2 separate regions of the Homo sapiens genome follow, and region 2 is linked to region 1. Evidence: chromatin loops called from intact Hi-C (ENCODE). Cell type or tissue: CD14-positive monocyte. All regions are shown on one strand.

Evidence for each region. A loop is a pair of places that touch in the nucleus more often than their neighbours do. Peaks named below come from ENCODE experiments on the same cell type or tissue, not always from the same donor. Only the 100,000 strongest peaks of a DNase experiment are listed, where the experiment ranks them.
Region 2: it touches region 1 in a loop (5-fold over the local background); 17 of 110 quality-filtered maps call a loop at or near these places.

Annotation. Positions count from the first base shown.
Region 1 is chr4:38,176,491-38,184,490 of GRCh38, reverse strand. No RefSeq gene overlaps it. Among named protein-coding and RNA genes, the nearest start is that of LINC02513, 190 kb to the left of the region's middle. RefSeq lists enhancers at 4,398-4,457, 4,758-4,927, 6,658-6,927. In CD14-positive monocyte, CTCF peaks have their summits at 4,442 and 4,649 (motif pointing left); DNase peaks (open chromatin) are centred at 4,670 and 6,650; H3K4me3 peaks cover 1,191 bases; H3K27ac peaks cover 1,265 bases.
Region 2 is chr4:38,856,208-38,864,207 of GRCh38, reverse strand. TLR6 (toll like receptor 6) reads left to right here and starts at 7,391. Exons shown (of 2, transcript NM_006068.5): 1 at 7,391-7,447. RefSeq lists an enhancer at 5,743-6,942. In CD14-positive monocyte, CTCF peaks have their summits at 3,003, 3,202 (motif pointing right), 7,061, 7,271 (motif pointing right) and 1 weaker place; DNase peaks (open chromatin) are centred at 3,177, 6,157, 6,437 and 7,317; H3K4me3 peaks cover 2,537 bases; H3K27ac peaks cover 3,598 bases.

The DNA of each region.
Region 1 (8,000 bases):
AGCTTCTTCCGTTATGCAGGTTATTTGGCTAAGACTTGGTTTCCTCATCTCTAAATGGGGATAATAGAAGCGATGTCGGTGTTTTCACAACCTCTTGCGAGGATTAAATGGGAGAGTGAATGCAAATATCCTGATCTATATAGCAGGTGCTCAATAAAAGAGCATCCACCCCAATTGTCTGACCTGCAGCTCAGCTGAGGCTATGAACCTCTTCCCTCGTCCATATGAAAAGTCCAGACGGGGATAGAATCTGTGTCTTCAATTCCCTCTGCCCTGACCCCTTTGTAGTCGCTCTGAGCTTAGGCTCCTGTGCTATAATTTCTGATCGGGGCGCCAGTGCTGACAGTGGATTAAAAGGTCAGAAGACTGGCCCTTTTCATCTCAAGGAATCAAATAAATGAGAATCCGCATGCTGGATTTTAATTCTAACCAGTAAACATCTGTTGATCAAAGACCCATGTCAGTCCTATGCTGGAGACCGAGAATAATGAAATGAGTAAGATTTGGCCCCTTCCTCCCAGCCTGTCTACATCTGGATGTGCAGTCATTCTACTGAAGATAGTTCTAGATACAAGAACTAACTCAGCAATTTCCCGGTACTAATTTAACTGAAATTCACAAGTGTTGTTCAAATACAAGTTTGGGACTTTGAGGGGATGTATTTATTGGCTCCAAAGAAAGCCCATGGTAAATATCTTTCCACACATCCATTTTCCAAGGAAATCATAATGATTCTGTGTCCGGAATTGGTGGGTTCTTGGTCTCACTAACTTCAAGAATGAAGCCGTGGACCCTCGCGGTGAGTGTTAACAGTTCTTAAAGGTGGTGCGTCTGGAGTTTGTTCCTTCTGATGTTCGAACGTGTTCAGAGTTTCTTCCTTCTGGTGGATTCATGGTCTCGCTGGCTTCAGGAGTGAAGCTGCAGACCTTCCCCGTGAGTGTTACAGCTCTTAAGGCGGCCTGGAGTTGTTCGTTCCTCCTGGTGGGTTCGTGGTTTCACAGGCCTCAGGAGTGAAGCTGCCAACTTTCGCAGTGAGTGCTACATCTCATAAAAGCAGTGGAGACCCAAGAGTGAGCAGCAGCAAGATTTATGAAAAGACTGAAAAAACAAACCTCCCACACTGCTGAAGTGGACCCCAACGCGTTGCTGCTGCGCCCAGGGCGCCTGCTTTTATTCCCTTATCTGGCCCCACCCACATCCTGCTGATTGGTCCATTTTACAGAGAGCCGATTGGTCTGTTTTACAGAGAGCTGACTGGTCCGTTTTGACAGGGTGCTGCTGGGTGCGTTTACAATCCCTGAGCTAGACACAAAAGTTCTCCAAGTCCCCACTAGATTAGCTAGACACAGAGCACTGACTGGTGCATTTACAAACCTTGAGCTAGACACAGAGTGCTGACTGGTGTATTTACAATCCTTTAGCTAGACATAAAGGTCCTCCAAGTCCCCACTATACTCAGGAGCCCAGCTGGCTTCACCTAGTGCATCCCGAACCAGGCGGCAGGTGGAGCTGCCCGCCAGTCCCGCAGCGCCAGCCTGCACTCCTCAGCCCTTGGGAGGTCGATGGGATCGAGCGCCGCAGAGCAGGGGGCGGAGCTCATTGGGGAGGCTCAGGCCGCGCAGGACCCCACGGCGGGGGATGGGGGGAGGCTCAGGCATGGCGGGCTGCAGGTCCCCGAGCCCTGCCCCACGGAAAGGCAGCTGAGGCCCAGCGAGAATTCGAGCACCAGCACGGGCTGGTCTGCACTGCTGGGGGACCCGGCGCACCCTCCACAGCTGCTGGCCCTGGTGCTAAGCCCCTCACTGCCCGGGACGGGCTGCTGAGTGCGGGGCCCTCCGAGCCCATGCCCACCGGGAACTCATGCTGGCCCGTGAACACGGCGTGCAGCCCTGGTTCCCGCCCGCGCCTCTCCCTCCACACCTCCCCACAAGCAGAGGGAGCCGGCTCTGGCCTGTGCCGGCCCAGAGAGGGGCTCCCACAGTGTAGCAGCGGGCTGAAGGGCTCAACGGCGGCCAGAGTGGGCACCAAGGCCGAGGAGGTGCTTAGAGCGAGCAAGGGCTGCCAGCATGTTGTCACCTCTCAATTCTATATGTTATTATATTATTTTGGGTCATTTTAATTTTAATAAAAATATTTACGTATGAAGGAAAAACACATTATTGTTTCTTGACTTTTCTTTTTTCTTTTTCTTTTTTTTTTTTTTTTTTTGAGACAGAGTCTTGCTCTGTCACCCAGGCTGGAATACAGTGGCGCAATCTCAGCTCACTGTAAGCTCCGTCTCCTGGGTTCAAGCCATTCTCCTGCCTCAGCCTCCTGAGTAGCTGGGATTACAAGCGTGTGCCACCATGCCTGGCTAATTTTTTTGCATTTTAGTAGAGACGGAGTTTCACCATGTTGGTCAGGCTGGTTTTGAATTCCTGACTTGATGATCCGCCCACCTCGGCCTCCCAAAGTGCGGGGATTACAGGCGTGAGCGACTGCACCCGGCCTGTTTCTTGCCTCTTAATCCATAAACTTCATTGACCTTAATTTGTAACAATATAAACTAGAAGTGACTTTTTTTAGTTACTAAATAAAGCCAACTATATTTTCATTGAAATAATTTGACAAAATCGTTTTTAAGTCCTGGAGAAGAAACTGTTCTCTAATTGACTAATTAAAACCCACTTAAACTAATAAAGTAGATCCTCTATGGACCTTCTGTACTAGAGAAAACTTTATTAGTCCGAGTTGAGCTACAGGATAAACTTAGAGGTAATAAACTGCATTGGGGGAAAGAAATCAAACATGCTATAAGTGGGAACTTCCACTTATCTACGCTGATCCCTCAACTGATGCCAGGAACTGTATTCACGAAGAAGACTCTAAACTTTTGAACTGTAGCTATCTTCTCCAGTTGAGAAAACCAGATTTCCTCCCTGGATGGCTAGTGATGTTTTTCACTGGGGAAGATAGCATTTGCCTTCTGCTCCTTCTTGCAGCCAAGGTCAAACTGATCTTGTCTGATGCATCCTCTCTTGTCCAACTGCATCCCATTGAAAACTGAGACCATTTTGGCCAGCTAGCTTTTCCTAGGCCAGCAAAGGGAGCTCAGTGCAGAACAGAGAATGACACTGTCAGACCATCCTCCCAAATGAGCTCTCCCTGGGGAATCCCGGAAGTGCAGTGGACACAAGAATGGACCATAATCTTGGTCCTAGTGCCCACAAGTAAGAACATGCTACTTAGAGAGTCACATATATGAGCTATGTGTGTATGGATCTGCAAAGGTGCAGCCATGAATATCTCCCTATATTTTCAAGAAAGAAGCCTCAATTGAGGCCAAAAAAGATTTTCTTAGACCCTAGAGGTCTCTATGGAACATTGCTTTAATTAGATTGGAATGGTTTGTACTTAAGCTGTCAAATGGATAGATGATAGGCCAATGATAAATTGATTGATTGATTTAGAAGTCAGACAGATCTAAGTTTATACCAATTCCTGGCTGAAGGAGAGCTGCTAAGGTACTAAGTTTCCTTAAATCTTAGTTTGTCTGTAAAATGGGTTTGCTTACTTCTCCAGGTGGTTTTGAGACATGAAGGAACCTGTGTCTGTAAAGTGCTTATTAAAGTGACTGACATAAAGTAAGCCTCAACAAACAGGAACTATTATCAACTCATTGTTATTGAAGGATAGTTAATTTGGGGCATCTTTGTGAGTTCAGGAGTTCAGAACAGTAAGGAGACAGACTGGACTCATGGAAAGGTTCCAATACACATCCTTGTAAATTGATACTTTCCACAACAATGCATAGTTTAAGTGGGATCAGTCACCTGGTGGTCAGATGTGTACAAGTCACAGAGGGTGAGACAGTTCTGCTCAGGAGCCCGGGAACCCAGCCTGATTTCCTGTTTCAAAAATCACACCTGTGAAACTCTATCCAGGTGGGAAACTCTTCTGGTCCAGTCTCCTCGAGCCATGGTTCATTATCAAGTTATTTCTCTGGGTCACCCTGAGGTCATCTCCTTAATTAATGCAACAGCCAAGGGAGGCCAGGCCCAGGAATTTAGCTGGACAGGCTTTGCCTAAAAGTCCATAATAACACCTCATCTTTGTTGAACACTTACTATGTGCCAGGCACCGTGCAAACAGCCTTATGTGCATTCGTTTATTTAATCCTCTAATGGCCGTCTGGAGGAGCAGCTACAATCATCCCCATTTAAAGATGCAGAATCTCAGGCTTGTCAAAGCCCAGTCATTCATCCAAGATCACAGCTAGGAAGTGGTGGAACCAACATTCCAGGTCTTTCTGACTCAAGTGCCTGAGCTGTTACCAGGATATACTTCACAGAAAATCATTAATCCCACATTTCTCTCCCATGTCACATGTGTTTATATTGCATCTGAGAACAAAAGGCGGTTTAAAATTCTCCCTTTTCTCACCTGCTGAAGAGCAGCACAGCCTGTGGCCGGCCACTAATCAGGCCCTACCTTGCTCCAAGTTTTCCAGAACACTCCTCAAATACTCTTTATATCCCATCATTGTTTACCCCAATTCCTGCTCAGGATTTTTTTCAGCCTTTCCAAAAAGAAGCACAATTTAACAATTAGTTTAAATCACTCTTAGCTAAGAATCCTCTTTTCAGGGGCACGTGGTTGGAGCAAGAGTGCCACCTGGTGGAAAATTTGGGTCACTGCCAACACACATTTCTTGGGCAAAGGTGGTTAGGCTGGACCTGAGCAGGGCTCCCACTGCCTGGAAAATTTCCTGGAGAGCTACAAGAACTAACTCAGCAATGCCCAGGTACCAGTTTTACTGCAATTCACAAGTGTTGTTCAAATACAAGTTTGGGACTTTGAGGGGATGCATTTCTTGGCTCCAAAGAAAGCCCAGAATGGGGATTAGGATTAAGTGAGGCAGAGTCTCGCAAGTACAGGAGTGCATCCTGTCTTTACTTAAAATTTTAATGCTTTATTTATTATGATTTTTTTTTGCATTTTGATTTTTTTTAACTGCATTAAAATATTATTTTTCTTGATTACTGAGTTTTGGGTACCCGCTCGCATTTCGTACCCACGACAAAGGTCTCACTTGCCTCCCCCTAGTACTAGCCCTGCCAAAGCCCTCTGAAAAAGGATTTCGCTTCCTTTCAAAGCTCTGGCAATAAGAAATTGACCCCTGGCTCCTGTCAATTTCCCACACATCTGTCTCCACTCTTCCCCATCTGAGAATGGTCTTGGTCCACTTCTGTCATCACCGCACCCCTTCCTGCTCTAGTTGATACACCAACCCCAGTCGAAAGAAAGTACACAAACCAGCATATACACTCGAGTATAACAAGTGAATAAATGGCAAAAAAAAAAAAAAAAATGTGCCAAACAAACCTCATCGCAGGTTACTGCTCCTTTGGCAGGCAACTAACAAACCAAGCTATAAAGCTGCTTCTGCTTTTCCCAGATCCAGGACCACCAAGCCACAGGAAATCAGGGCAAAGGGCACTTGTCAACACTCTGCCCTCACCCAAACTTGGCCATAGCCCACGAAAGGTCAGCCTAGTAACATTTCTTCCTCAACAATGTCCAAACTTAATGCCAACATCAGGCCAGGTCGCCATAAAGCTCTATATCTGGGCTGGGTTATTCCAGTCCCCTGGTTCACAGCCTAAGCCTGGTGGAAGGTCTTTACCTGTAATGCATGAGTGGGCATTGGGGGTTGCGAACATGGTTCTGGAAACCTCTGAAATTTTACGCAAATTATGTGCTTATTATTTTCCTCCCATTTTCGAAGGAGGCTTTGACTCTATAAAGGGTAAGAATCACAACAGTCTTAATAAAGTCTTCAGCCTTTATCAAAGGTCTATGCGAGAAATAGCAACAAGAAATACCTTCCTCTGCGTAGCCTGGTAAAAACAAGCATCAGTGGCCTGCTCTGTAGTATATAAACAGTGTTGGGCCATCCCAATGCAAAGACCCAAGCGTTTCTTAGTGTAAAGAAAAAGGGAGACTTTTTCTCTCTTGATAAACTGGAATCTCACCTGGATATAGAACAGGATAATCCAATATAGAACAGGATAATCCATGTTTCCTTCTCTGCCTTTTGCTGCCTCCTTAAACTCTTTTTCAGCCTTACCATGGCTCTCAGGTAAAGTTCTTTTCTGCAAGCTCTAGACTTTCCTCTGAAATATGCTTTCACCATCTGGGCATCCTTACTCTTCCTGCAAGACCTGGCCCTCGTGTCAGCCTTCTCAACACTACCAGGCAGGGCTGAACACAGTACACACACTTCTGTTATTAAGCAGATTGTTTTTCTGGAATGATCTGCATATGTATCTATCTTCCTCACAAGACTGTGAGCCCAGGAGCACAGGAAATCCAGTCTTATTGGTTTTGGTACCCTCAGTACCTAGCACAGAGTCAGTGTGTAAAAACAAAGTTTCAGTGAGAGGATAAATCAATCCATGAATGAATGAACAAATACCTACAAAATGTGTTTTCCTAAAACATTCTTTGACTTTTTCAACAATGTGTGAGCCTCAGTAATAACGATTGACGGACAGAGCAGACAGACTCCCCCACCACCCCCAATGCCTTCATTTCCCAGATAAGGAAAGTGAGGTTGCAACAGACACCAGCGGCACCGAGCCCAGCAGCTCCCCTCAAGAGCCACACCCAGGCCAGCTGCCAGCCATGCCGCAGCTGTGTTCTGAGAACATGTAGCACCCCCACGTCACTTGGCAGGTATTGCCACAGGCGTGCCACGTCGCCTTGCTTTTCCTTTTCCCTCCTTTTGCTGCTCCCTGGTTTAGGGTCCCCGTCACCTGTGCTCAGAGCACACAGTAGGGAGACAAGTGATTGGGGGGATTCACAGGAGAGAAAGTATGGTGGCTGGGAGATCCTCACTGTATCCCTAGCAAGGTCTGGAAACCTCAATCTTCATGATCCTTTGTCATTAACCATACTAAGGGTCCCCATTACTATGGGAACTTGGTTAATTCCCATTAACCAAGTAATGGGAAACCTGTTGACTCTTTCAACTTATTTCAACATCAGGATACAGAGAGCTGAAGTTCATGCCCAGAAATGCATCACCCATGAACCTAAACAGCTAGTTTTACTCTGCCTCCTCTCACTTGAATTAGTCTGATAAAAACCTCAGGGCGGCTGCTCCAAGCTCTGCTTGTCCCAAACCCATTTCAGAAACTGGAACGTGAGCTGGGCAGAGGGAAGGACTAACCCCCTGCTATTGTTCCGGCTTTGGAGAAAAGACCTACAAGGAAACTCTCAGCCCAATGCAGCTGTGGTGGTTGCTGAATCGTCAGACTTGCCACAAGCAAGATAAAAACTTTAAACAACAAAGGACTTTTCCGTGTTCTGCTGCACGCGGTTTCTTGTTCTGTTTTGGTTTCTCCTGGTGGTGTGGCCTGGCCTGCAGGGTTTCCTGACACTCTGCCCACCGCAGTCAGGAAGGTGCAGAAGCAACGGAACCCCTCACACTGCTTCTCAGTGGCTCTCCTTAACAGGCAAAGGAAACAATTTTTTTAATACAGGTAAATCCAGAAAGGACCTAAGGCTTTGATTCATTGGGGTTTGGTTTTGTTTTTATTTTTATTTTTATTTATTTATTTATTTATTTTATTTTATTTTGAGACAGAGTCTTGCTCTGTCGCCCAGGCTGGTGTGCAGTGGCGCGATCTCGGCTCACTGTGAGCTCCGCCTCCCGGGTTCACACCATTCTCCTGCCTCAGCCTCCCGAGTAGCTGGGACTGCAGGCACCGGCCACCATGCCCGGCTAATTTTTTGTACTTATTTTAGTAGAGACGGGGTTTCACCGTGTTAGCCAGGATGGTCTCGATCTCCTGACCTCGTGATCTGCCCGCCTCGGCCTCCCAAAGTGCTGGGATTACAGGGGTGAGCCACCACGCCCGGCCTATTTTTATTTATTTTAGAGACAGGGTCTTACTCTGTCATCCAGGCTAGGGTGCAGGAACACCGTTGTAGCTCACTGTAGCCTCCAACTCCTG
Region 2 (8,000 bases), 680 kb before region 1:
GAGGTGGTGGAGTAAAGCAGGCTATAGAATCTACAGGGTTTAGGGAATGATGGGTAGGACCAACTGTGGTCAAGGAAGTCCTTACTGATAAAGTGGCATTGCAATGTAGACTTTAAGGAAGTAGGGAAATGAACAGTGGCCATATCTGTAGACAGTCTCAGGCAGTTTGGGAGCATGGATGATGCATTCACAGAAAGGTAAGGTGGCCAGTGTGGCTGGAGCAGAGGGAGGATGGGGAAGAGTAGAAGAAAATGAGGCCATAGAGGTAGTGGAGGCTGAGAGATGGGCAGAGGGATTTTGGTTTATACTTTGAGTGAGACTGGCACCCTTATGGCTTTTGAGTATGATTCTAGTATCTGACTCTAGTCATATTGGAATTGGGTGAAGGTGGGAGGGGAGAGAAGGATGGAGGCTGGCATACCTGTTAGGATGCCATTGCAGTTATCCAGGTGAAAGATGATGATGCTTTTGACCACCATGGGAGTAGTGGGGGACATGAGAGGTGTTTGCTTATGGACATATTTCAAAGAAAAATCCAACAAAATTTGCCTATAGATTGAATGTAGAGTTTGAGCAAAAGAGAAATTAATCATTAATCACTCCAAGGATTTTAGTCTGCACTACTGGAAGAGTAGAAATATCATTTATTGATATGAGGAAGGATGCAAGAGGGGGCAGGTTTGGAGTTAGAGGTAGTAAAGATTCAGGCATTTGGCTTGCAACAGTAATGGTTTAGCAAGCATTTAGCAGGCTATTGAATGTGAGTCTGAAGTTCAGGGAAGTCTGGGACTTCATCCTGGTTTGAAGGACCAGGATGAGAGTGCATGGAGTTAGAGATGTGGTCCAAGACTAAGTCTTGGGTATTCCATGCCAGAGATATAAAGAGGACCCAGAAGGAGACTGGGAAGGAATGCCAATGAGTTAGCAGGAAATTCAGGGAAGGGAGAGTGGGGAGTGGGATATGGGGTCTAGGAAGTCAGGCAAGAAAACATTTCAGGATCTTTCAACTGTGTTAAACGCTGCTAATAGTTCAAAGAAGCTAAAAATTGAGAATTGACCGTGGATTTGGCAATGTGGTGATCATTGGTGACCTTGAAAAGAGCTATTTCTTCTGACCGGTGGGGAAGGAAACCTGACTGAAGTACATTTAAGAGAATGAGAGGAGAACAATTAGAGATAGTCAGTAAAAGCTCTTGCAAGGAGTTCTGGTATATAGAGGAGCAAGGAGGGGAAGGTTGTGGATTCAAAGGGAGTTTTTTTTTTTTTTTTTTTTTTTTAGATGGGAGAAATTATTGCTTTAAAATGTGATTGGGGGCCGGGTGTAGTGGTTCATGCCCGTAATCCTAGCACTTTGGGAGGCCAAGACGGGCGGATCATGAGGTCAGGAGATCGAGACCATCCTGGTTAACAGGGTGAAACCCTGTCTCTACTAAAAATACAAAAAATTAACTGGGCGTGGTGGCACGTGCCTGTAGTCCCAGCTACTCGGGAGGCTGAGGCAGGAGAATTGCTTGAACCTGGGAGGCGGAGGTTGCAGTGAGCTGAGATTGCACCACTGCACTCCAGCCTGGGTGACAGAGCAAAACTCCATCTCAAAAAAAAAAAAAAAAAAAAAAATGGTGATTGGGGCCAGGTGTGGTGGCACACGCCTGTAATCCCAGCACTTTGGGAGGCTGAGGCGGGCAGATCACTTGAGGCCAGGAATTCAAAACCAGCCTGGCCAACATGGCAAAACCCCGTCTGTACTAAAAATACAAAAATTAGCGGAGAGTGATGGCACACACCTGTAATCCAGGCTACTCAGAAGGCTGAGGCAAGAAAATCCCTTGAACCTGGGAGGTGAAGGTTGCAGTGAGCCAAAGATCATGCCACTGCACTCCAGCCAGGGTGATGGGAGTGAAACCTTATCTAAAATAAAAAAAAATGTGATTGGAATAATACATCAGAGCAGAAAAATGTTGATACAGTAGAGAGAAGATCATTGCAAGAGTGACTTCCTTGAGTAGATGAGCAGGAAGGGGACCCAGTGCTCAGTGGGAAGGGGCTGGCTCTTGGCACAGAGAGTTCATTCCGAAGGACAGCAAGAGTTCAGGTAGAACTCATGCAGGGGAGGCTTATAGAATTTCAGGGGAAGATGTGGAAATGCTCCTCTGGTAGCATCTATTTTCATTGTGAAAATGAAGCATCATCGCGTGAGAATGTTGGTTTTCAACAAGAATGTTTTAGCAACTATTTAGTAGGCTGTTGAATGTGAGAGTCTGGAGTTCAGGGAAGTCTGGCCTGGAGCTGGTAATTGAGGAGACATCAGCAAGCAGATAGTTTTGAAGCCACGGACCCAGATGACAATGCATGGATTTAGAAAAGAAGTGGTCCAAATCTGAGCCTTGGGTAATCCATGCCAGAGAGATAAAGAGGACCTAGACACGAGAAGGAGATTTTGGAAGTGAAAGAGACAAGAGGAGGTGTGAAAGAGGAGAACAGGAGAGTGAAGGGGCTAGGGAAGGGTAGTAAGGAGGGTAGGAGGATGGCTGCTCTCTTGAGGCTGGGATCTAGTCATACATTTCAAGTAAGCCAGTCAGCATGGGTGTGTATTTTCTCCAACTATATTCAGCCACTCAAGCTCAGTGTAGTCCAGTGGAGAGCTGGATTTAAACTGGGTTGAGGAAAGAGGAGTAAGTAGCTGCAGAAGAATAATGAAGAGGATGGAGCATGATCTTTCAGTCCAGTGCAGTGGGGCTGGGGAATCGTTGGCACTGGAGGAAGAGTTGGAGGTGAGAGAAGGAAAGTGGGATTCAGGCAACTGAGATTATGGAGGGGGTGCAGCCATTGCTAATAATGATATCTAGGATATAATAAGGGAATGCATGACTGAGGTAGGGTGCAGGACAAGATTATTAGAAGAGAGAATGTCCAAGAACTCAGAGGCCAGGTGAATGGAAGAGTCTCTATGTAGCTATGGAAATCACTAGAATTATGAAAGGGGTGGTATCGGATTGAAATAGTGAGTACTGCTAGAATACTTGATGAAGTGATGGGGCTCACTAGATGACTGCAATGAGAAGGGGTGGGTTTGGAGGAAGGAAAGTGATCTGGAAGTAGCAGTGAGAGTCAAGAACACCTGCACCACCTCCCAGGCTCTGGTGTGTGAAGGGTGCACCCAAGAAGATATAGACCACTAGAGGGCGCTGTGCTCAGGCCAGCGTGTAGGTCTCAGTCCCCTGATTTTCATGGGGTTACAATGAAATGGACTCACCTGAAGAGCTTTCAAAATAAAACGTATGCCCGGCCCCTCCCAGACCACTTACATCAGCATCTCTGGACATGTATGTGAGCTCCTGTTTCTTCATGTTCTGGCCACCATTTGTATTACTAGATGTTTTAAATTTTGTCCACCTTAGGGGTGTACAATAGTGTCTCCTGGTTGTGTTAATTTGTATTTTCCCATGTTCTAATGAGGATGCATACCTTTCCATGTGTTTGAGCTATTTCTGTTTCCTTTTCTGTTATCCATCTGTTGATCTCCTTTGCTCATTTCCCCGCATTGGGGTTGTTAGTCATTTTAAAATTGATTTGTAGGAAATCTTTATATATTTTGTATATTAACACTTTTGTGATTATACAAGTTGCAGATACCTTCTCCCAGTCTGCGGCTTGTCTTTTTTTTTTTTTTTTAATTCAGCAGAGAAGTTTAGGTTTACTATCAATACTTAATATATAAATTAGCATTTTTTTTTTTGAGACAGAGTCTCGCTCTGTTGCCCAGGCTTGAGTGCAGTGGCACGATCTCAGCTCACAGCAACCTCCGCCTCCTGGGTTCAAGTGATTCTCGTGCCTCAGGCTCCTGAGTAGCTGGGACTACAGGCGCCAGCCACCACATCCAGCTAATTTTTGTATTTTTAGTAGAGACAGGGTTTCACCATGTTGCCCAGGCTGGTTTTGAACTCCTGACCTCAGGTGATCTGCCTGCCTCAGCCTCCCAAAGTGCTGAGATTACAAGTGTGAGCCACTGCGCCCAGCCAAAATTATCAATCTTATCTCTGTCGTATGTGTATCTTATGATATTGATAATTGTCACAAAACTTACTTTAAAGCTGTTGGTAGACACTAATATTTATTTATTTATTTATTTATTATCTGGAGAAAGACAACATTTTTTAACAAGTAAAAGTCATCAAAATAATGTTTTGCCTGTGTCTGTATTGGGACAGTGTATTGGGTGGCCTCAGATTATGTTTATAATACTTAACCCAGTGTGACACTATTTTTTAAAAATTAAGACATATATACATATCTATATATAGTGAAGAATTCAAATAGGACAAAAAGCATAAAATGGTGAAGAGGCCGGGCGGGGTGGCTCAATCCTGTAATTCCAGCACTTTGGGAGGCTGAGGTGGGCGGATTGTTTGAGCCCAGGAATTCCAGACCAGCCTGAGCGACATGGCAAAACCCTGTCTCTGCAAAAAAATATAAAAATTAGCCATGCATGGTGGTGGATGCCTGTGGTCTCAGATCCTTGGGAGGCTGAGGTGGGAGAATCGCCTGAGTGGGGAAAGTCAAGGCTGCAGTGAGCTGTGATCACGCCACTGCACTCCACCCTGGGCAACAGAGCGAGACCCTGTCTCAAAAAAAAAAAAAAAAAGGCCAATAATCTATTTCTCTTAGTTCTTCTGCTCAAAGGTGAACATTTCTTATGTATCTTTTGAGAAAAAAAGATTCATATGCCTCTATCAACATATGTATGTAGACCCTTGTATTAAGTTTCCTGTGGCTACCATGACAAATCACCACAGACTGTGTGGCTTAAAACAACAAAAATTCATTCTCTCAGAGTTCTGGAGGCTAGAAGTTCAAAATCAAGCTGTTCATAGGGTGATGCTCTCTCCAGCCTCTGGTGGCTCCAGACATCCCTTGCATTGTGACTGCAATACCCCAGTCTCTGCCTCTGTTTGCAAATGCTCTGCTTCTCTGTATCTCTCTTCTCTGTGTGTCTTATGAGGACACAGGGTGTCTTCTAAGGCAGCATAGTATGATGCTTAAGTGCATAGGCACTGGGGCCAAACTGCCTGGGTTCGAATCCCACCCCCACCACTGACCAGCAGTGCAAGCTGGAACGATTACCCAGCTGCGCTAAGTGGAGATGACGTGACAGTACTTATCTCACAGCACCTTAATGAGTTAATACTTGGAAAGTAGTCACAGCAATGCCTGGCAAGAAGATAACCTGTGTAAATGGCTAGATTTTATACAATTGATGTCATACTCTTCTTACAGTTCTGCACCTTAATTTTCTTTCTTTCTTTTCTTTCTTTCTTTCTCTCTTTCTTTCTTTCTTTCTTTCTTTCTTTCTTTCTTTCTTTCTTTCTTTCTTTCTTCCTCTCTCTCTCTCTCTCCCTCTCTCTCTCTCTCTCTCTCCCTCTCTCTCTCTCTCCCTCTCTCTCTCTCTCTCCCTCTCTCTCTCTCTCTTTCTTTCTTTCTTTTTTCTTTTGAGCCAGAGTCTCACTCTGTTGCCCAGGCTGAAGTGCAGTGGCACAATCTCAGCTCTCTGCTACCTCTGCCTCCTGGGTTCCAATGATTCTCCTGCTTCAGCCTCCCGAGTAGCTGGGAGTACAGTTGCCTGCCACCATACCCAGCTAATGTTTGTATTTTTAGTAGAGACAGGGTTTCGCCATGTTAGCCAAGCCGGTCTCGAACTCCTGACCTCTGGTGATCTACCCACCTCGGCCTCCCGAAGTGCTGGGATTACAGGCATGAGACATCGTGCCCAGCCTGCACCTTGATTTTCTTCACTTCATAGTATATCCTGAAATCTTTACCCCTCAGCATACAAAAAAACTATATGATTTGCACCAAACTCCTTACTATTATGACTTCTCTTCTGTGTCAGTCACTATTCCAGCCACTTTAAATTCATTATCTTTCCTAAAAGTACTCCCATTTTGTGGATGAATAAATGGAGGTTAAGGGACTTGTCCCAAGCCTCACAGTAAGTGGCCAAGTGGAGGTTCGGCCCAGTACTGTCTGTTTCTTTGTTTGCTTAACTGTCATTGCCATCTTCGCTATTACTTGATTTTTGTGTTTTTGTCATCCCCTTACAGACGTTTCTGAGTTATGACAGCCTCGACAAGAATAGTCTCCTTGTTTCTGAACATTGGTGTTGTGATGCAATCTCCTAATGAGACATGTCAATGTGCCCAGATCTGCAGTGATAGTTGTCTGTTTTCTTAAGACTTTAGTCCACGGTTACTTGAAATTCCCTCAGAGCCACAGCCAGCCCTTTCCCTTGGCTTGTTTCACAAATCTGGTTTTCCAGGGTCACAGATACCTGCTGCTTTCTGGCTGTCTCCTTTTGCCAGTGGAGCAGAGATCCATCCACTCCTTACTGAGCCTCCCCAGGCCTGAGGAGACTTCCTGTTATGTTTGATGAGTAAGGATGAATCACAAGAAGCCAGCCTTTCTCTTCCTCCTGAAAGCAGAAGTGATTCTTACGGAGATGTCCAACTTTGTCATTAGCCAAATTGTAAGGTCTTAACTTGTTGTTGTTTTTTTTTTAATAAAGATGAGATTGTGCCAGACAGTGAGATAAATTATAGAATGATTGTTTCACTCATGCCTTCTGTCCTTTGCAGAACTCAGTTAAGCAAGAAGTCTGGGGAAAAGGGTTTACTGTCCACCAGAAGTCTCTGTTTAACCAGAGACTTCTGGTAATCAGCCTTTGTTGATGTCATTCTGAAATTCTTCTAAATGGTCTTTAGAAAATTGATTTTTAAATTAGTCTTGCAGGATTTCAGTGTTATTTATTATTCCTAAATTAAAATCTAAACCATTTAATAACACCAAATGTTGATCAGAATGTGGGTATGATTGCTCGTACATATGGCTAAATATGTAGTCATAAATATGTATCAACCAGTAAACTTTCCTTAGAAGTTGATTTTTAAAAAAAAACCCAAATTGTGGAACTATACTTATTTTATTTTAAACTATCTCATCCAGCTAAAATAATGCTCAAAATTGCTTGATAAGGGAAACTGCAATTATTCTTGAAATGTTAAATATGGTGATAATAGAAAACAGGCTGTTTAAAATAACTTTCCACTCAGGTGACAAATGTAATAACCAGGCTGCAAACTCTTACAGAGAAATATTACCTTAGAAAAATATTTTTCTTCACATTGAATTGTTTGTAAGTTGCTTCCTCACACGAATTAGAAAATTGGATTACTGGTTTTGTCTGTAGCCCAGAAAAAACTGCTAACTCACCTCCGGACCTTTGAAAGGTAAAAATATACGTAGGAGTAATTCCAGTGTGGGCCAACAGATGGCACCAATCTGTTTCTAAGGTACCGCTTTACTCAACTTTAAGAACTTGTGTTTGTCAAGCATTTTCAATTGTATTTCCGTTCATTTACAAGTTATTTTCTCTTCTTCTGAAAAAGAGATCTTGGTAAGTAGAAAGACTTCTGTGGCTTTTTCACATTATGGCACAGGTGCTTCAAGTAAGCAAGTTTGCTAACCATTCATTATATAGGAAATAGGTAATGTTTCCTTGAAATTTTTGCAAAATGATTTGAAGTGGTTTTTTTTGTAGATGTTGCAAATGTCCTTTGAATTTCACGAGCAGGATGAAGAGCAGCGTCTTTACAGCTGTCTTGAAAAGATAGAAAACAACTAGCGCTTGTGGTGATAATTAAGGAACAAAACTAATGTTATTTATTTCTTCTGATTTGGCCCAGCGAATTTTCTCTTTTCGTCTTTCTCTAGTTTATTGTTTTCAGTAACATTTAACAGTAATTTTTATATACCACTGATATGGCACCTATTTATTATATGTTTTTACAGCAGACGTGTGTTTGATCTCCCTTGTCGTTTGTCACTGTAACAGTTTGCTGGTCTGTGTCTGTCCCTAATTCATAAGCTTTTTGAAAGCAGGAATTATGTCAGTCCTATTCATATTTATATCCCTGGTGCCTAGTGCGTAGCATGGCACTGGCAGAAAA